Linked DNA regions of Homo sapiens: regions 2, 3 and 4 are each linked to region 1. A link is an interaction called in ENCODE POLR2A ChIA-PET data of the cell type or tissue named here. Cell type or tissue: HepG2. All regions are shown on one strand. Region 1 overlaps IL1R1 (interleukin 1 receptor type 1). Region 2 has its middle 66 kb from the start of IL1R2. Region 3 overlaps LOC107985926 (a long non-coding RNA gene). Region 4 has its middle 41 kb from the start of IL1R1.

Region 1 (5,000 bases):
GATAATGGAAGAGTGAGGATACCTGCTTCTTAAACAGGGCCTGCTCATTTTTTTCTGGCCTCTAGTACATTTCTTTCTGGCAAAACTCAAGCTCTGTTTTCACGGAGATGATGCACTGAGCCATGGCATCCCTAGGTGGTTTGATTCATTTCTGCACCCCGGTGTCTAGCAAAGTGCCACGTGCATGTGTTTAATCAAAATAGCTTGTGGTTGTCAAGCTCTTTGTATTCTTCCCTCCCTCCCTGTGATTTGATTTCCTGAAAGTATCCTTTCCCCAAGGATTATGGAACATACACTTGTTAAACACTGGACCCATTTTCATGATCATTTAAATGTCATGACCTTTCTGACACCTTGATATGGTTTGGCTCTGTGTCCCCACCCAAATCTCATCTAAATTATAATCCCCATGTGTCCAGGGAGGGATCTGGTGGGAGGTGATTAGATCATGGGGGCAGTTTTTCCTATGCTGTTCTCATGATAGTGAGTGAATTCTCATGAGATCTGATGGTTTAAAAGTGTTTGGCACTTCCCCCCTTGCTCTCTCTCCTGCTGTCATGTAAGACGTGCCTACTTCCACTTCCACCATGATTGTAAGTTTCCTGAGGCTTCCCCAGCCATGCGGAGCTGTAAGTCAATTAAATCCTCTTTCCTTTATAAATTACCCAGTCTCAGATATTTCTTTATAGCAGCGTGAAAATAGACTAATACATGCCTCTTGAGATCCTCACAGCAATTGGTGCCTTTAGACCTCTTCATTCACACTTCACTCATGTGTTCTTCCTTCCCCAGGTAGACGCACCCTCTGAAGATGGTGACTCCCTCCTGAGAAGCTGGACCCCTTGGTAAAAGACAAGGCCTTCTCCAAGGTAACAGGGCTGAGTCACCCCAGGGTCCCAAGGCCGGCCTTTTCTCACAAATAGCTGAACTCCTCCACTCTCAGATCCAGGGGCCCTGGACTATCTCCCATTGTATGCAAAAATATTTTATTTCCGTTGACACATTACTCTTTGGGGCAGCTTGATGGTTTTATTAAATTTTGGAAGGAGGCTTCAGCCCCAGTAACAGCCAATGCCTGTTTGCTTTCCCAGGTCACCTTGACTGTGCTACAGTAGAGACCTGGGAAATGATGGGTTCCAGTGCTGTGGCCAAGCTCTCCCCAGTTTCAACCCCTTCCAGGCCTTGCTGTCCATTTTTACTCCACTGTCACCACATGTTCAAATTCTTGCTTTCTGCTCGAGTCAGTACTGCTCACCTCGTTCCAAGAGATCTGGGTCTATGACACTGTGGGTGACACCCTCTGAGCATCTTTTCCGAGCTGTCTGTGGGTACCTGAACCTGCCCCCCAACCTGGCCCTTGCCCTACCTGCCCCGACCTCAGCGAGTCTGGCCCAGTCTGTCCCTGCTTCTCCCCTCTGGCCCCAAGTGTTCTCAAATATGCCCCCGCCTGCCTGTCTGTCACTGCAGCTGGCCCAGCCCTCATCCTCTCTCCCATGAACCTCTGTGGTGGCCTGCTCTCCCTGGCTCCCCTGTCTCCAGTTTATGTTCCACACAGGTGCCAAAATGTCTGCAAAAAATGGAGATTTAACATACACTAGCCCTTGGCTTAAAACCTGTACATGCTTCTCTGCCACCTGCAAATGACAGTCCCATTTCCTCAGCAAACCTCTGCATGTTGTGGGAACTTATGGCTTCTCAGCCTCCCACTCGGAACCCACCTCTGGTTTATGCTCCAGAACATGATGTTGTTGGACCCTCCCCTCCACCTCCTCCAGGCTGAGTTAGCCTCTGTCTCCCCTCCTGCCCTGGGCATGGCTCTTCCAGTAGACACCCCCACATCACAGTCTAACTCTGTGTCCACATTCCCTGCAACTGCTGAGCTCCTGGAGCCAGGCCCTGGGAACCTTGTTCCTGTTTTTGTTCCCAGAGCCAAATAGATATTTGATGTATGATTGTTGAATGCAGCAGTGAGTGAATAAAGACATGAATGGTTAACTGAAAACATTTTATCAAAACTGTTATTTGTCATCAGAGCATGGGCCGGTTTCCAACAGCTAACATTTAGGAGTGACCATTTGCCAGGCACTGTTCTAAGCCCTTTGCATGTGGCCATTCATTTCACCCACATAGCGCCATCAATGACATGCTGTCACTGCATTGCTTGTCAAAAGGGGGAACTGAGGCACGGAGGCTGAGCTTTTACTCAACATGCCATCTATGTTGAGGGACTTCTGACTTGGATAGCCGTTCAACTGCGAGCACTATGGAGGCCAGTCAGGCCTGGCCCTGCCTTGGAATTTCTGTGTTATTCAGGGACATAATGGGGTTTGTGTTGATTTTTGTTGGGAGTGTGTGGGTTAATCTAGGTGCAACCCTCACCTCCTTCCCTTCTGATGTCCTCACTCCCATTGGTCATGTGACCCTTAACGCCCATCCCAAGCTCAGTGCCAATTCCTTGCCCCAGGGTCCTGGGGATTGACATGGATCCCAAAAGCCCGCTGCTGAGAGGACAGGGCCACTCCCACCCCCCTGACTGTTTCCCAGAGCAGCTCTGGGGCAGAAGTAAACTTGGACCCAGGGGGCATAACCCTTTGCCCTTTTATAGTCTATTAGAGGAGGATGAGGTCTGACATCAGCTGGTTCATTGCCCCTTGTGCCCCTTGAGCACACTGGGGCCCAGGGAGAGTCACATCCCTGCCTTGTGGTACAGGCCACCGGCCCTGGACCTGTGATTAAACATTGTCCACAATTAATTTGGAATTATTATCTCGTGATACACTCCATAAAGTTCAGTCACACATCTTCTTTTTCTTCTCCCCTGCCTAATGATCAGACAAGCCAGGTCTTGTGACTAAATGAACCGACAGCTGGCAGTGTTCATCTGATTTTGCAATGCCCTTATTTTGTTGTTGATAAACTAATGCAAATAGCTGGTTGGCCTGGAACTGGTGATTGGGAAACATTTTAACCCTTCTTTCCTTCCTCTCTATCCTAAAGACTTAAAACACACTTCACGCAGTCACAGAAAGAGCTCATAGACCAGACTGCGGGGCTTCAAAGCCTTCTATCTTATTTAATCATCTGTAAATAGTTTAAAGGTAAATATGGTAATAATACTAGTATTCTAGACTATTTTGGGAAGCCAGCTGATGTGAATAAAGGGTCAGAGTTAAAAGATATTGAAGGAATGCAGTTTTACTGCTCTGAGGTAGGTTTCAAGGCTTGAGCCAGGCTTAGAGATCTTTGTCCTGATACTGGGGATAAAGTGAAGAGAATATGAATGGGTATGTCTCGCATGGTTAGAAAATCTTTTTTTTTCCTGTATTTGTTTAAAAAGCATTTTGTAACTTAAAAAAATACCTATACACCTTTTTTTTTTTTGAGATGGAGTCTCACTCTGTCACTCAGGCTGGAGTGCAGTGGCACCATCTTGGCTCACTGCAACCCCCGCCTCCTGGGTTCAAGCAATTCTCCCACCTCAGCCTCCCCAGTGGCTGGGATTACAGGCATGCACCACCACACCCAGCTAATTTTTGTACTTTTTGGTAGAGATGGAGTTTCATCATGTTGGCCAGGCTTGTCTTGAAGTCCTGGCCTCAAGTGATCTGCCTGCCTTGGGCTCCCAAAGTACTGGGATTACAGGGGTAAACCACCACACCTGACCATAATACATCTTAAATAGAACATTTTCCAGCTAATATTTAAATGACTGCATGTCATTAGAATCTGAATGAGTGTTGTGTTAAAATATTTTGTGTTTTCATATTTATTTACTTACTTATAGCTACGGATAAGAATATAGGCAAATTTAATCTCCCGTAAAAATTAAAAGGCAGATGTTTTCAAAGCACAGAATTACATGGTCTACTCTAGACATTGCTCCTAAGGTTGAGCAGAGGGGATAAGAGCTTTTTCTCTTTTTTCCTTTCCTCTTTTTTTCATACAAAGTTCGTTGTAGATATTTTAGAAAGTATAGAAAGCCCCGACAAGGGGAAACCCACTCAACCCAATTTTAATGTTGTTGTCATTTCTTTTAGTTTTTTTGGGTGCATTTCTATGTAGCTATATCCTATTGTACAAGCAATTTAGGATCTTGCAATATAAAATGAAGGCATGACCTTTGAGCTGGCCAAAAGTATGGGCTGATTTTTGCAAATGGGTCCTGGCAGCAGGGGACATAAGTGGGGAACCAATCCCCACACAAGCAGAGGTGAGCTGGCTTAGGGGCGAGTGCATAGCTGACTTTGGATGTAGACTAGATTTGGGGAAATTTAAATGGGGTCCAAGACTGGAAATGTGTAATGGGACAGAAGGTAGAAATGTTTAAAATCTTAAGTTGTTGAGTTTGTTCTCAATTTTGTGAAAACTCTTTATCCCTTTTTGTTCCCCACCCCATTTTCTAACCAGAAGTCAAATATGACAACATTCATGATGTAGAAAAACCAGTTCATCAGTGTGACTTGTGGGTGAGGGTGGGGACAGGGCCGGTGTTGGTATATTTAGTTTTAGAGATTTGCTGGAAAAGTAACATTTTTGCTTTTGTCTTTCTTTCGTTCCTCCATTTCTCCAGAAGAATATGAAAGTGTTACTCAGACTTATTTGTTTCATAGCTCTACTGATTTCTTCTCTGGAGGCTGGTAAGTTAAGTATTTCTTTGTGTTCTTGTCTGCTAAGAAAATCTGTTATTTAGAATACATGAAGTACCTTCCCTAACAGAGTCATTTCTCATACTCGTCTCTGTTGAATCTCTGGGCACAGAGCCTCCTGGTCATAGACCTGTACTGCTGGAAGTTCCTCTCAGCATCTTCGTCTCATTCTCTCCCATATAGAGTGGGAAACTGAGGCCTAGTGAGGCTGAGAGCCCAAGGTCATGTAGCTAGTTTTGGAACAAAAGCTAAAATCTAGGTCTCCAATCTAGGTCCAGGCCTCTTTCCACTTGGCTGCTGGTTGAAAGTGTGATATGGGAAATTCTGACTTTCATTTGGAGGAGATATTATGTA
Region 2 (5,000 bases), 98 kb before region 1:
GAGACCCACAGTGAGATGGCCTGGGAACACAGCACTAGGACCTCTAATTCCAGCTCCATCATTGAATAGCTTTATGATCTTGGGCATTGACTGTCTTGGGATTTCTATCAGAGTATCAACCTCCCAAGATTGTAGTAAGGACAGTGCCAATGACAGGGTTTGGCGCATAGTGTTTGAGCAATAGCCTTTGATTATGATAACTTCTAACATGCTCCGTAGTGGACTGAGGATGCATGAGAATCCTGGTCCACCAGCAACAGCAGGATAGAACATGGAGCCATGGTTTCTGAGCTCGTTATTAACAAAACATCTTAGTGAGGGCGGAGCAGTAATTAGATTCTCCAGAAAACATTGGACTTCAGTTTCCTGGAAGTGCTTTTATAGCTTTGTAATACCACAGAAGTAAACATTTTTCTCTTCTGCAATTGAAGGGCTGAGTGAGTCCACTGAGCGTTCTCTTCTTTGGGAGTGTTTCCTTTGGATAACATTCAAAACAGCAAAATCCTATTACCCATTCCAGAGTGGAAAGCCCCATTTTGACTGTGTTTGGCCAAAGATTAACTTCAAATTAATACCTAATGAGCAGGCAACTTCTCTCAACATATTTATTAAAGTCATATTTCAAGATTTCTAATGTATATGGTTTTCACTTAGGACCTTTTTTCTGAATCATGGTCAAAATATATAGACGAATAAAAATGTAAAACTTTTTACACATAATCCCACTTATTTATGACTAAGCACTTATATTAGTAAATTTTTTTTTATTTGCAAGTGACAGCTTATCTCAAAGTAGCATAAGAGAGGGAGAGAGAGAGGAAAGAAAGAACCTATTGGCTCATAAAATGCTTGAGTAAGACTCAGAAACAGATGATAACAGCTTCAGGCATGGCTAGATCCAAGGGCCATTAGGGTGTTTTATCTCAGTGTTTCTTGGACAGGCATATTAGCCATTGGTAGCTCAAGGCATACCTTATATTTGCACAGCAGCCCACATGAGGAAAGATCACCTCCCCTGACATTTCTGGCTGAAAGAGCCCAGGGAACAGTCTGACTTGTTCAGCTTGTGTCCCGTGCTCCTCCCTGGGCCTGTCACTGTGTCCATGAGGATGATGTCATCTATCTGATGAGACCAGCCTGGCCAACATGATGAAACCCCGCCTCTACTAAAAATACAAAAATTAGCTGGGTGTGGTGGTGGGCGCCTGAAGTCCCAGTTACTTGGAAGGCAGAGGCGTGAGAATTGCTTGAACCTGAGAGGTGGAGGTTGCAGTTAGCCGAGATTGTGCCACTGCCCTCCAGCCTGGGCGACAGAGCTAGACTCTGTCTCAAATAAAACAAAACAAAATAAAATAAAATAAAATAATAAATAAATAAATAAATAAATAAACTAAATAATCTGCTTGATGAGGCCTGAGAGACACGTCCTCACGTCCCTAACCATTCTACAACTCAAATAGTGTCAGTCTGCCTTTGCATCAATGTCTCCTCATTTCTACAAATAGTAAGAAAAATATTCTTCTGGTTTATTTCTTAACGCTGTCATGTAGGTAAATTGATGATCAGGTGATTGCCTTCCGTCGTGTGCTTGATTTTTCTGGGAGTGCAGTGTTGCATGGCAAAGACAGGTAGAGACATCTACAATGTTAAGTAAGACGCAGGCTTCCAAACCCAAGGCCGGCCACTCTAGCTGGGATTCTTGGAGGGGTATGGCTCCTCTTCCCTTCTCTTTTTGGGATAGAGAGAGAGCTCCGTCTCTTCCTGAGTTTTTAAGTCCCTGGCTATTTCATCCAGAGCCCAAAGTAGAAAGTCAGGTTAATGTGAAAAGCTTGATATGTATTCTTGATAAAAACTCAAAGCCTTTGCAGAGTCTTGCATTGGTTGAAATCAGGGGCTGGCGCCTCCAAATGAAAGGCAGCCACCATTCGTGTTGACTGACGCTCAAAGCCATGCCATTTCTGACGAGTCTATGTCCAATGCCAAGTCTGTGGTGTTTTTTTTTTTTTTTTTTTCCCTTTTCAGAAATGAAGGAGTGGAATCACTGGGGATACCTCCCGCAATAGGAAAGCCCCTTGAGAACTGAAACAAGTCATCTGTTTCTCAGGAGGAGCTGACCAAGAGCCCCCTCCTTTCGTGTGAATTTAAATTCCCCTTTTCATGAGACTTTTCTTAAAGACAAGGAAAAAAAGCTATCAGGGGAAAATGAATAATATGACATCGAAAGTATTGAAAGGCTTGAAATGATCCCACATGTGTCATCTGACTTTGAGAGGTGAAGGGGCTCCCGTCTGTACGTAGAGAGGCTGGCGTGCTGCCTGGATTACTTGTCTGATGTCACATGCTAATGGGATCCCAGCTAGAATGCTGGCAACTCTGACTGTAACAACCTCAGACACCTTTGCGCACAGCTTCAGTTTCAAATTAATTTTCACATCCTCCTTAGGAAACTGGGCCCTCCGTAATCAACAGAACTCTGCATCGCACATCCTAACATTGAAACTCACCTGAGCACAAGGATCCTACAGTTCTCCTAGACAGACCTCAAGAACCCGCACAGACCCTCGGGGCACACTCCCCTGTGTGTTTTGGAACAAATAGTCACTCTCTGTGTTTTCAAATGTCCTTTGGCCTTTTGTCAAATCCACACTGACCTCTTTTCAAATGCGTGTGGTCAGTGTTATTTTTCAAAGGCCCTTTGAAGTTTGCTTTGTTGCCTTCCCTCCCTGTGGGTCACAGAGCAATTACTGGAAGATTTGTGGGAGGCCGCTTTTGGCTTTGTGTACATGTGAACGCCTGTTTATAAATCAGGTGAGTTAAGAACTGTGATGTGGGGGTCCCCAGCTTCCAGCTAGCAGCAGCTTCCCAATTCCTTCTGCGTGAGGATCACCAGAAAATAACCAAAGCCAAAATTTCATTCTGAGTCTGTGGGGTTTTCTACAACAGGTCCCGTGTCTTCTTTCTTGGCCCCATCCTTCCCTGTGGCTTCCCTCTCCTTGGAGTTAAATACTGGCTGGATGTCAGGCTGGGGACCCTCAGTGCACCCCACTGGCCCAAGTGGGGCACCGGGAGCGTGTTCCAGGCCTGCCAAGGTGGCAGTGTGTGCATCCCCTCTCTCAGGGTTCTTCTAGCTGTAATTTCAAGATTGGGAGCTTTTCCTGACAGCGCAGAGTCCACTTGCCCTACATTTAATTGACTTCACAAACTTTCAGTTCCCTGTCTGTAAATGGGGTTAGTATGTAAATGGGACTGCTGCAAGGATACATGAGAGAATACCTATGGGATTAGAGGGACCCTTGTCCTCACCACTCCATCAGGCAAGGAGGGAAGCCCCCGTCAGATTAATTGGATAACTGGAGCTGCCTGCAGTCATAAAACGAAATCATGTTTGTATAGGGACCTCTACGATCCAGACACATCACTTCATTGCATCCTCATGCCCATCCTGTGCGGAGGTTATGGTTGTTACCTCATTTTGACAATGAAGCATCAAAGGTTGAGAGGTAAAGAGACTTTTCACTCTGTAACCTATCTTTTTCCCACTAGGGTGGAACCACTCATAAATAACTGTATTCATAAAATGTTACAGTTCCGTGGGAAACAACGCAACTTGGCAACTCGTAGAAAGACTTTGTGAGACTATGTGGGGCTATTTGTATCTTAAGCTAATTGAGGCAAAGAGCTAGGGAAGGAGACGGGCTTTCTATCACAGCCCTGCCTCCGTCCTTTCCTTATGAGGATTCCAGACTCTCCCACATATCGTGTACCTGATGACAAGGCACAGGATAAGGTGACCAGAGGTGCTCAGACAGTGGCTTTCTCACCAGAGGTAATGACATTCTGATCAAGATTGGATTGATCACTGGCTCTTCTCATGCCACATTTTCACATCAAGTGTTGAAGGCCACTGTCTTCTTCTTTGTCCTGTGGTTACACAACATTGAGTGGAGGAATGTTCTGGCCGTGTGTCCACACAGCCTTGAGGCATCCCAAGAGAGTGGGAAGATCAAAGATTTGGGAATCAGAAAAAGCAAGTGAGAAGACCAGTGCTGTCATCCAACAGCTGTGTGCCTGGAATCACTCTGACCTGTCTCAACTTCATTTTACTCTTTTGTAATATGGGTTTTTGACACCTACATTGCATGGCTATTGTGAGGATTTAATGAGATAAAGTATGTAAAGTTCTTGTCACAGAAGACAGTCAACAAGTTAAAGCTGACATGTCCTTCCACCTCGAGGGTCTCAAACCTCAAGTGCATGCTGTCTCTATCTCTCTCTCTCTCTGTCCCCTCTCATCGTACCCTTACACCCTTTGGACAATTATGTGACCTCTCAGAGCCTCAGTGTCTTCAACTCTAATAGAGAATCACAGAGTTGCTGGAATGCCCAGGACAACGAAATTCTAAATTAATGCTTTCAATCCCAGGTGCAGTTTCCCTGTGTTTGTGCAGGGCTGGGCCGAGTTAGGAGCCTGAATCTCTCTCCACCTCCATGGCTTCTCCAGGAGGCTTCATCTTGCTGCGGAGGTGGACTGCAGATGGCCACTGCCACCACTCCTCAGAGGGCATGTTATACTGGTGGAGTTAATAACTGACACCTGGGAGATTAGGTCTGTGGCTCTCCTTTCTCTCTAGTGATGATCAGTTCTATCCATGGGGACTCAGAACGGAGGGCCAGAGAGGACTGCAGAAACAAAGTCCAGAGATGTGAAGTGACTTGTCCAAGATCCCAAAGCTTGTCCATGTCTGAATCACGATAAACAACTTCAGGGATGGTCTCTCTATGATATTTAAAACAGTGTGTGTTGTCTTCTGCTTTTCCTTTGATTTGGAGCCTGCTGTTATAACACTGTCTTGTTGGACTGCCACGTGTCCACTGGGAATTGCTCCCAGAGCAGAATTGGACTCAGCAGGGCTGCAGCGGAGTGTGGTGAAAGGACTGCTGAACAGGGTGGGGAGCAGAGGTCTGAGGGCCAGTCTCCCTATCCACTGCTGACTTTTCTT
Region 3 (5,000 bases), 110 kb before region 1:
TTCTAAGTTCTGGGCTAGTTACTCAGGAAGGGAGGACTGGAACATGACCACCACTTTCTATTTCCTGTAGTCACTGCAGTATTACTCTTCTTAGCAGACTATGTAGCATGTTTAATGTAGGCTGAAATGTTAGGTTGAAGTTCAGCTGTTTGGACTAAGTTCTGTTATAGACACATTTAGCAATCATTGGAAGTTTGGGAAACTCTCTTTTTCTCTGTTTGTTAGCATGCCTGGAACTTTGAATAATGCATCTGAAGAATCTGCCCGCATAGGTAAAAACATGCTCCCTTCTTGTCATTGAATTTTAAGCTGTGGACACAAGTCTTATGAGTTCATCTATAAACATAAGCATAGAAAGCAGTAGAAGCCACACCTGTGGTGAGGAGCTCTCCATATGGGGTTGGTAAGTAAAGCAATAATCATGGGTATGCTTTCTGAGAGAAAGTATAGCAGAAAGTAGAACAAAATCTTGGGGGAATGCCCACAGTTAAAGAGGCAGGCTTGAAAGGCATAAGAATGATATACTAGACTTTGGGGAATCAGGGGGAAGAGTGGGAGGGTGGAGAGGGAGAAAACACTACACATTGAGTACTGTGTACACTGCTCGGGTGACGGGTGCACCAGAATCTCAGAAATCACTGCTGAAGAACTTATCTATATAACCAAAACTACCTGTTCCCCTAAAACTATTGAAATAGAAAAATAATAAAGAGGCAAGCTTGGAAGGCAAGGGGATGGTTTGCAGAGCTCACATCAAGGATGGGGGAGGGTTTCAGCAGGAGGCATTGGTGTCCAGGTCACAAAGATGTCCAGGATAAGATCATGGCTTACTTGCCTTGCAGGCACCCTCATGATAGTTCCCTGTGACCTCAGTTATAAGTTTGTGTAGTCATATATGTAGTGTTGGGCAAAAAAACTTTTTGTCACTAGTTGTGTTACTGATTTAGTGAGGCATCTTTGGGAGCAAAGCCTTGCCGTGATTTTGTTTTTTATATAACCACAGCCAGCTGTCTCCTGATATGCCCTTATCCACTTGGTGTGTGGGGGAACCACACTACCGAGTCTTTGGTCTATTTTTTACAACTTTTCACAAAGGTTGAGTTATTAGAGCATTCTAGTTCTGATCTTTTTAAATTTTACTTTTTAAAAAAATTTTAAGTTCTGGGATACATGTGCAGAACATGCAGGTTTGTTACATAGGTATACATGTGCCATGGTGGTTTACTGCAGCTATCAACCCTCATCTAGGTTTTAAGCCCCACATGCATTAGTATTTGTCCTAATGCTTTCCTTCCCTTACTCCCCACTCCCCCGACAGACCCCCATGTGTGATGTTCCCCTCACTGTGTCCATGTGTTCTCATAAGACTTGCTCTTGTTCACTTAAAGTTTTAATCTCATGGTCTAGTTCTTTTGATTCACTGCTGTGTGCTTGTGGATGTAGGGGGTTGGCCACTTCACATCCCCTTTTTCTCCCCCGGGCTCACAGCTCTGCTTTGGTTGGTGCTGTGGGTGGGGGAAAGAGAAAGCCCTCAAAGACCCCATGGTGGCTGCCTCTGGCCAGGCTTCTGTCCTCTCCCTTCTGGTGGCGCGGCCTCTCTCTCTTGTCCTGAATAGCCGCAGGGTATACTTGCTGCTTCAAGCCAGGGCTGCTGTCTGGAGGTGGGGGAAGGAGGGCATGGGCTGTTTTCTCGAGGGTGCTAGGGAGAATGGGCTCATTCTCCACAGTTCCCTGGGGTTTTTGACGATGTTAATACCCCCAGTACCTTGATCTTTTCTGGCTGAGGAATCCTCAACATTTTAGACCACTGTCCCGTAGCACACCTCCCATTAAGAAGAAAAGGAGGAAAGGAGGCTTCTCTGAGCTCTCACTACATCCCAGACATCATGGAAAGCCCTTTTACCAACGTCACCTAATCAAGTCCTCTTGATCCTGAAGAAAACAGAGGTTGAGAAGGCAAAGGGCTGCCTGGGGCCACAGTGTGGTGCATGGTCCGTGGCCTCGCCAGGCTTCTCCCTGAGCTCTTCCAGTCTGGTGTTTATCCCACACCATGCACACATCTCCCAATCAATCACTGTGCCTCTGAGAACTTCCTTTAGCTGAATGGTGTGTTGTTTCTAGATGTGTTAACCCAAAGTTCATGCAGTTTTCCAAATGTGGCTGAAGCTGGGTTTTGTGTAAACACAGGATGCGGGCTTGACAGCAGCCGGCTGCACTGCCCTTTCACTAGGGTGGGACAATGCAGGAGGGATGCTGCCAGGAAATGGTCACAGTGACCCCTGGGTTTCTTTTCAGGGCTGTCATGGATAGATTGGAGATCTTTATCTCGCAAAATAGTAAAGGTGACTTTCTGGAAGTCATTTTAAGGGAAAACTGTAATCTCAAACTACTTCCAGAGAAGTACAACTATCATTCCTGTCTACTCTCCACTACTTTGTCAGAGCTTTTAAACATTTTACTAGCTTGCAATTTTACTGCGTGGAAGACTTGCAAGTCATCTGCAAGGGTGAGGTTTCCCTGTGTGCTCACTCATTTTAGGTCATGGAGAAGTATTCATTTGTCCTGATGGTTGGTTTTGGTCTCCGGGTTTCCTGTCTAGACCCGCTAAATGCCTACTGGTCTCATGGCTGCATTTTGAAGTCATCAGGTTAGACTTGGGGCATGTTTGAAGTAGGATCTGAATCCAGGGGAGGCAATGGCTTCCTGACAAGGGTAGTTTCTCAAAACCTGGGATTTTCACTCCTGCAAGTTAGGAGTGGGCATGATGAGAATATAAAATCATGAAGCAACTCAAATCAGACTTACTTAGTATACTAGAACAAGGAGGGTATCCCTTGATGTTGGCAGGGACAAAGAAAGTGAATTTTCTGTTTAAATATCATTAAGGAAGTGTGTGGAAGTCAGTCACGAAGGGGTGGTGCAGACTAAAACACCAAAAGGTTCAAATGAGCTCTGAGTCAATCAATGCGTGATTAATAAGTAAGGAATCACTTCAGGGAATTAGGGGTGTTTCTTTTATTAAAAAAAATTAAAAATAGAACTATCATACAATCCAGCAATCTTACTACTGGGTATATATCCAAAGGAAATAAAATGAGTATGCGGAAGAGATATCTGCACCCCCCCACCCCGTTTATTGCCGCACTATTCATAATAGCCAAGATGTAGAACAAACCTAAGTGTCCAACAGTGAATGAATGGGTGAAGAAGATGTGGTGCATATACACAATGGAATACTATTCAGCTATATAAAAGAAGGAAATGTTGTTCTTTGTGACAACATGAATGAATCTGGAGGACGCTATGCTAAATGAAATAAACCAGGTACACAAGGACAAATACTGCATGATCTCCCTTGCATGTGGAATCTAACCAAGTTGAATTCATAGCAGCAGAGGGTAGAATGGTGGCTACCAGGGGTTGGGGAGGGTTGGAAGACTTTGGTCCAAAGATACAACTTTTCAGTTAGACAGGAGGATTAAGTTCTGGAGATCTATTGTACAGCATGGCAACTGTAGTTAATAACAATGTATTGGGTACTTGAAAACTGGGTAAACATGTGGAGAAATAGAAATGCTTTTACACTGTTGGTGGGAGTGTCAATTAGTTCAACCATTGTGGAAGACAGAATGGTGATTCCTCAAGGATCTAGAACCAGAAATATCATTTGACCCAGCAATCCCATTACTGGGTATATAACGACAGGAATATAAATCATTCTACGATAAAGACACATGCACATGTATGTTTATTGTGGCACTATTTACAATAGCAAAGACTTGGAACCAACCCAAATGCCCACCAATGATAGACTGGATAAAGAAAATGTGGCACATATACACCATGGAATACTATGCAGTCATGAAAAAGAATGAGTTCATGTCCTTTGCAGGGACATGGATGAAACTAGAAGTCACCATTCTCAGCAAACTAACACAAGAACAGAAAAGCGAACACCGCATGTTCTCACTCATAAGTTGGAGTCGAACAATGAGAACACATGGGCTCAGGGAGGGGAACATCACATACCGAGGCCTGTTGGTGGCGGGGTGGGGGGAAGGGGAGGGAGAACATTAGGACAAATACCTAATGCATGTGGGGCTTAAAACCTAGATGAGGGTTGATAGGTACAGCAAACCACCACGGCACATGTATTGTGCCCCAGCAATTTCTGGAGCAGGAGAAGCAGGGCACACCTCGTGATAGGTGGAAGATCTGACAGGGAAGCTTGACTATCAGAACAGGGAGTGACCTTGTGGATCATGCTGTCCTCAGAGGTGGCACAAACCAAAGAGCGGGGCTTGCCAGAGATCTAGGCGAAGTCAGAGAGAAAGCATCATAGCAGCCTGTGCTCAGAAGTCCCTGGGAACGTCCTGAACCTTCCGAGGGTGACCCTGGAGAAAACACTCACCACTGAGTGACTCACAGCCTCTTCTCTGAGCCACTGAAGTCAAAACAGGGATCCGAAGCTTGCTCCCGGCCACTTCACCTTGTCGTTGAGCATCCTCTTCCTCTGGAAACACTGGCCTCCTAGTTCTTGGTCTTTTCTTCTCTTCTTTCCTGTAGAGTCTGTGAAAAAAAAAAGATGAACTCACACTTTCATGTAGTTAATACTAAACTTAATTAATCCTGGCAACAGCCTATGGGAAGGGTGTGGCATTGCTTACTGCACTGATTTAATTGAGATCTGAATAGTTCTGGGGACTAAGATCCCACAATCCTAGTTTTTTTTTTTGTTTTGTTGGCAAAATCCTGCCTAGTTTTTTTTGTTTTATTGGGGGATCAAGTTCCTGGATTGCTATTTGTAGACAGCATTTACCTTAAAGCAGGTGCCTTCAAAGGAGAAACTCCTTACTGTTAGAATTTTAGACAGCATGGCAGGGTCTTGAAGTAGATTTGTGGGAATTTCCCTGGGACCCTCAGGTCACATGACCATTTATTGGCCCTGCTCTGCAGGGCACCTTAGGTGATGTATTGCAAAGGCAGATCAAGGGAAAGCA
Region 4 (5,000 bases), 54 kb before region 1:
TCTTTATGTCCCATATCTTCTGTGCTGTGGCTATATTGTTTACAACAAAAGTATTTTTAAAATTTGTACTAATGAGAACCTTTGGAATCTTCCTGCAGATTTAGTGATGCTTGTTGATTTGTATCAGAGAGCTGTTGAAGACAATACAGTTTCACCTAACGTTTAACTGCACAATAAGTCAGATGCATTTATTGGGTTGTGACTCATACTTAGAACCTGACATATAATGAATACCAGTAAGACATCATCTTACCTTATTAAACACAATAACTTCCTTATTCACTAAAATAACTAAAAAAGGCACCGCGCCCAAAGTTCACAGAAATATACATCGAGGCATTGTGATAGAGTAAAAGAGAAGAAAAAGGAGTTAAACAAAGTCTGTAGATCCAAATCCTAGTCTTGGTTTTCCCATAGTAGGCTTGGTTTCCTATTTCAAAATGTGAATAGTGAGAAACTGCCCTGTTTATAACATTGATTTGTCATGAGGGCAAAACAAAGAACCCAAAATTAGAGGGCCTAGAAGAGATGGTAGAAGCAGTTTCCATTGGATGTTCGTACCCATCCAGTGGCCTTTGTTTGAGTTCTTCCAGGGATGGGGCAAACACTGTCTCTGCATTGCTGAGTGCTTAATCTATTGTTATGAAGATCTTTTTCACATTGGCCTCCTGGACGTCTATCCCATGGCCTTCGTTCCATCTCTGGGTTAGGGTACCATGGCTCCTAGCATGGTCTGGTGGCTACCAGGTGTACAGATATCAATCCTCTTAGTCTAAGGGCCTGTGGGAGAGCCTAGCTGGTCTTCTTCGGCCATGAACAGCCTTTGTTATTGTTTTCTCTGCATGCCATGACAAGAGCGTGTCTGAGGGCATTCTCCAGTGATGACCTCCTTTGTATCAGAAGGTACACTTCCACCAGGGCAACTACAGCCTCCTACCACACATCATTCACTGTGGACGTCTTAGTCAGTCAAGACTCTGGCATTTGTTTGGTTTTGTTTTCCACCAGTGCTTTGCTTTTTCATATGCCCTGTCCTGTACTTAACAATATGAGGTTAGGGAACTAAGAATGGGATTTTAGATTTGTCTGTGTTAAGTCTCACTATGTTAGATTTGGCCTATGGTTCTATCTTAATGGCGTCTTTTGGGACCCTGATTTGCTCTCTCAGTGAATTCACAGTTCATTTTAACTCCAGGACTCCCAGAATGTGGTAAGCTTGCCTGCTCTGCCCTTCTGCTGTAGAAACCTGTTCTGCACCTCCCAGCTCCCTCCCCAACCCCTGGCTTGGCCTCGAGGCATTCTCCTTTCCTGCATTCAAGGCCTCCAGGAATATTACCACACACCATCTGCACATCGTCGGGTTCTTTTGGCCAATGCCAATTTGATAAATTTTTTTGGCTTCAGTGTCCAGTTCTGCTTTCTAAACTTGTATTTGCTTCCTTTGGAAAATGTATTCCTTCTTTCTACCCTCCCTCCTTTCCTGCATTCCTCTGCTCTGTACTCTCCACAATTGAAGAGTGCCATGACCATGTCCATGCCCAGCCTGGCTGCCTCTTTTCTGGGAGGAGAGGTCAGCTCCACACCTGAGAGCCAGGATGGAACCAAATACCTGGAACTGAGCCTGAGGCTTTCCAGTAGAGCATACTCTTCTAATTGACTCATTTACCATTGAGTATGGGTGTTTATACATGTATCCAACTCTACTAACCATATTCTTTGTTTTGCTCACAAGACAGATGTTTGCAGATACTTACATGAAATTCTGATTCACTAAGTTCACAGCATTTAACTGTGGTAATCTCACCATCTAACAACCTCATCAAACAAAAGATTGCATGAGCTTCACCAGACCTGGCCTGTTTTTAGTCATTTCATGCTTTCTCTTGGTGATCGTGGCTTCCTTAAGTGCTGAAAGACTATCCCTGTAATCATTCATCTAGAATCTTTCCCATTCCTTCATCTGTGCTTGCAAAATCCCTTAAACTCAGTAATGGGTGTGGAAGCTGTCTGTCTGGAGGTATGAAGAATTAAGGGATGGCATTCTCCCCGGAGGTTTGATAGAAAGCTGGACACAGTGCGGTCTGGAAGAGTCATGGGGATGATACGAATTGTTCATGTATCATTGCCTGGAATAGGAGTATGATAAGCAGCCAGGCACTCAAGTCAGATCCTTAGGGCCTGACCACAAAGGTTACCAGTGGCCATCGGGGATGGCATGGTTAATTCTCTAGTGTAAAGAGACAAAGGTTAAACTAACAGAATGTGTCACACTGGAAAGCATTTTGGAGATCAGGTCAATTAGCACTCCCTGTGTTACTGTCCACACAAGTCACCCAGAAAGCTTAGTCAAATATAGATTTGAATTCAGTGGTTCTGGGGTGGGCCCTAATGTTCTGCATTTCCATCGTGCTCCTTGGTGATGCTCTTGGCTTATGGGCCACACTTTGTGTCCCAAGAGTTTAGACTATACTGTTTTGTTTTGTTTTTTCAGATGTAGAAACTGAGATCCAGTGAGATGAAGTGATTTTCCCAAAGATACATAGATGAAGTTGAAGCTTAGCTCTTTAACCCAGGTCTGCTGGCGTCCAGGTTGGTGTCTCTCTAATTATAGAATTGCTGGACTTAGGAAAGCAGAAGTCTCCTGCCCTCTCTTAATGACCCATAGCATGTTGAGGGGGAGCCAAGGTTAGATTCTAGGGTTGCACATACTTGCACAAACATGCACACACATACACACATGCTCATGCACACACATGCACACACATACTGTACGTGCTTCTTCCTATTCTCCTTTTTCAATTGGGAGGTATAAGAAACACATGGATTACAGCCACATTAAAGATATTCATAAATGCAAATCAATTCTGAATGTGTAAACTTTTCCATAAGAATATTCTGGGAAAATACTTGAGTTATTTCTGACCTTTTATGTATAAACACAGACATTCTGGAGTTTGTCAAAGACCATGTTACTGATAAAATTGTGTTAGAATGACGTCTTCTGATAGTTTAAATGTTAAAAGCTCTGGGCTCGGCTCAGGGAATTCTATACTTTAGCATTCATAAAGGACCCTAGAGTTTGAGAGATTATCCATTAACTTCTGATATTGAATTTTTGTTGCCAACTATGACTATTTGTTTTCCCTGAACTCTGTAGGGGAACAACACAGCTGACAAAACCCAGGCAAAAGCGTGTGTGTGGGTGCGTGTGGGTGCATGTGTGTGGCGTGTGTGTTCACACAGGTTAACTAAACAGTGCAGATTCCTCCAATTTTTCTCCTTTTTGAGAAGTAGGAAGGAGCAAGAGAGAAGAAATCATCTGGAGTGGAAAAGAGGGCTGGAAAAGTCCTTGAACTAATAATCTGCCAATTAATCCAGCTGCTTGGAAATAGCCTGGAATTGGAAGGTCTTTTGGGTGCTCTCTGGAAAGGGTACCAGGAAGTATGAGACAATGGCTGCTAGGAACTTGCACTGTTCCTGAGTAGATAAGACCTGTTGTCAAGTAAATTGCGGTGGATCCCTGGTAACACTTGAAGAGCAATGCAAGCCTGGGCTCCACCTGGGCTCTACCCCTGCCTGACTAAGGGAGCTTGGGGAAAGTATTTACATAATCTCAATCAGTTTTCTCACCTGTAAAATGGGCCTAAAGAATTTAAATTTCCATGCAAGTCAAAACCATAATGAGATATCATCTCACACCAGTCAAAATGGCTATTACTAAAAAGTCAAAAAATAAGAGATGCCAACAAGGTTGCAGTGAAAAGGGAATGCTTATATTCTGCTTGTGGGAATGTAAATTAGTTCAGCCACTATGAAAAGCAGTTTGGTGATTGCTCAAAGAACTTAAAACACAACTACCATTTGACTCAGCCATCCCATTGTTGGGTATATTCCCACAGGAATATTAATCATTCTACCATAAGACATGATGTTCATTACATCGCTATTCTCAATAGCAAAGACATGGAATCAACCTAAATGTTCATCAGTGGTAGACTGGATAAAGAAAATGTGGTACATGTACACCGCGGAATATTATGCAGCCATGAAAAAGAACAAGATCATGTCTTTTGCAGCAACATGGATACAACTGGAGGCCATTCTTCTGAGAACTAACACAGAAACAGAAAATCAAATACTGCATGGTCTCACTTATAAGTGAGAATTAAACACTGAGTTCATACGGACACAAAGAAAGGAAAAACAGACACCAGGACCTACTTGAGGATGGAGTGTGGGAGGAGGGTGAGGATTGAAACTACCTATAGGGTACCATACTTATTACCTAGGTTACAAAAAAATCTGTAGACCAAGCCGCCTGAATACACAATTTGCCTATATAACAGACCTGCACAAGTACCCCTGAAACTAAAATAAAATTAAAAATAAATAAGTAAATGAATATATAATTTAAATTTCCTTGAAGAATGCCTGGCACCTGTAAGTGCTCACTTCTGCTATCTCCGTTATCATCACAGAGAGAAGGCACAGGTTCAGAGTCGGGAAAATCACCCCAGGATGCTTGAGTGGGGTCTGCTTGAGCAAATGGCGGTGAAAACTGGAAAGAAGGGGAAGGAGCAAAGAGGAGGTGGGCTGTGTCGTGCTGAGTGGTGTCAATTGGCTAGGGTAAGGAGTGGCAGTGGCAGAATTGAGGCTGCAGAGCATTGAAGCAGAGGTTTGAGCAGTGCCTCTTAGGGTCAGCAGGCGGCCCATCCAGGTGAGCACAAAGCGCTCTTGGAAAGGGTAGCGGGAACAATGACAGGAAAGTGTGTGAGACCAGATGTCTGAAGACCTTGAATGCTAGAATTGGAGGCTTGACTCTTCCTCCCTACGATGCAGATTTTTGAGTAGCGTTGTGATAGGCTGGACTCTGTATCATGTTGAGAATGTTCATCGGAGTGCAGAGCACAGGAGGAGCTATGAGAGAAATAAAAGAGGCAGGCCAGGTGCGGTGGCTCATGCCTGTAACCCCAGCACTTTGGGAGGCCAAGGGGGTGGAT

The links. ChIA-PET counts read pairs that join two places held together with the same protein. Peaks named below come from ENCODE experiments on the same cell type or tissue, not always from the same donor. Only the 100,000 strongest peaks of a DNase experiment are listed, where the experiment ranks them.
Region 2: POLR2A ChIA-PET joins it to region 1 with 12 read pairs; 8 of 35 experiments call an interaction of 5 or more read pairs at or near these places.
Region 3: POLR2A ChIA-PET joins it to region 1 with 17 read pairs; 9 of 35 experiments call an interaction of 5 or more read pairs at or near these places.
Region 4: POLR2A ChIA-PET joins it to region 1 with 23 read pairs; 8 of 35 experiments call an interaction of 5 or more read pairs at or near these places.

The regions. Positions count from the first base shown.
Region 1 is chr2:102,153,149-102,158,148 of GRCh38, forward strand. IL1R1 (interleukin 1 receptor type 1) reads left to right here. Exons shown (of 12, transcript NM_000877.4): 2 at 793-869; 3 at 4,571-4,637. The coding sequence starts at 4,577. Among named protein-coding and RNA genes, the nearest start is that of IL1R1, 13 kb to the left of the region's middle. In HepG2, a CTCF peak has its summit at 2,893; a DNase peak (open chromatin) is centred at 3,023.
Region 2 is chr2:102,055,375-102,060,374 of GRCh38, forward strand. No RefSeq gene overlaps it. Among named protein-coding and RNA genes, the nearest start is that of IL1R2, 66 kb to the left of the region's middle. RefSeq lists an enhancer at 2,399-2,981. In HepG2, no CTCF peak of the experiment used is centred here; a DNase peak (open chromatin) is centred at 2,687.
Region 3 is chr2:102,044,301-102,049,300 of GRCh38, forward strand. LOC107985926 (a long non-coding RNA gene) reads left to right here. Exons shown (of 3, transcript XR_001739615.1): 3 at 1-1,158. Among named protein-coding and RNA genes, the nearest start is that of IL1R2, 55 kb to the left of the region's middle. In HepG2, no CTCF peak of the experiment used is centred here; a DNase peak (open chromatin) is centred at 2,131.
Region 4 is chr2:102,098,773-102,103,772 of GRCh38, forward strand. It overlaps a transcript of IL1R1 not described here. Among named protein-coding and RNA genes, the nearest start is that of IL1R1, 41 kb to the right of the region's middle. In HepG2, no CTCF peak of the experiment used is centred here; DNase peaks (open chromatin) are centred at 1,809, 2,229 and 3,119; H3K4me3 peaks cover 645 bases.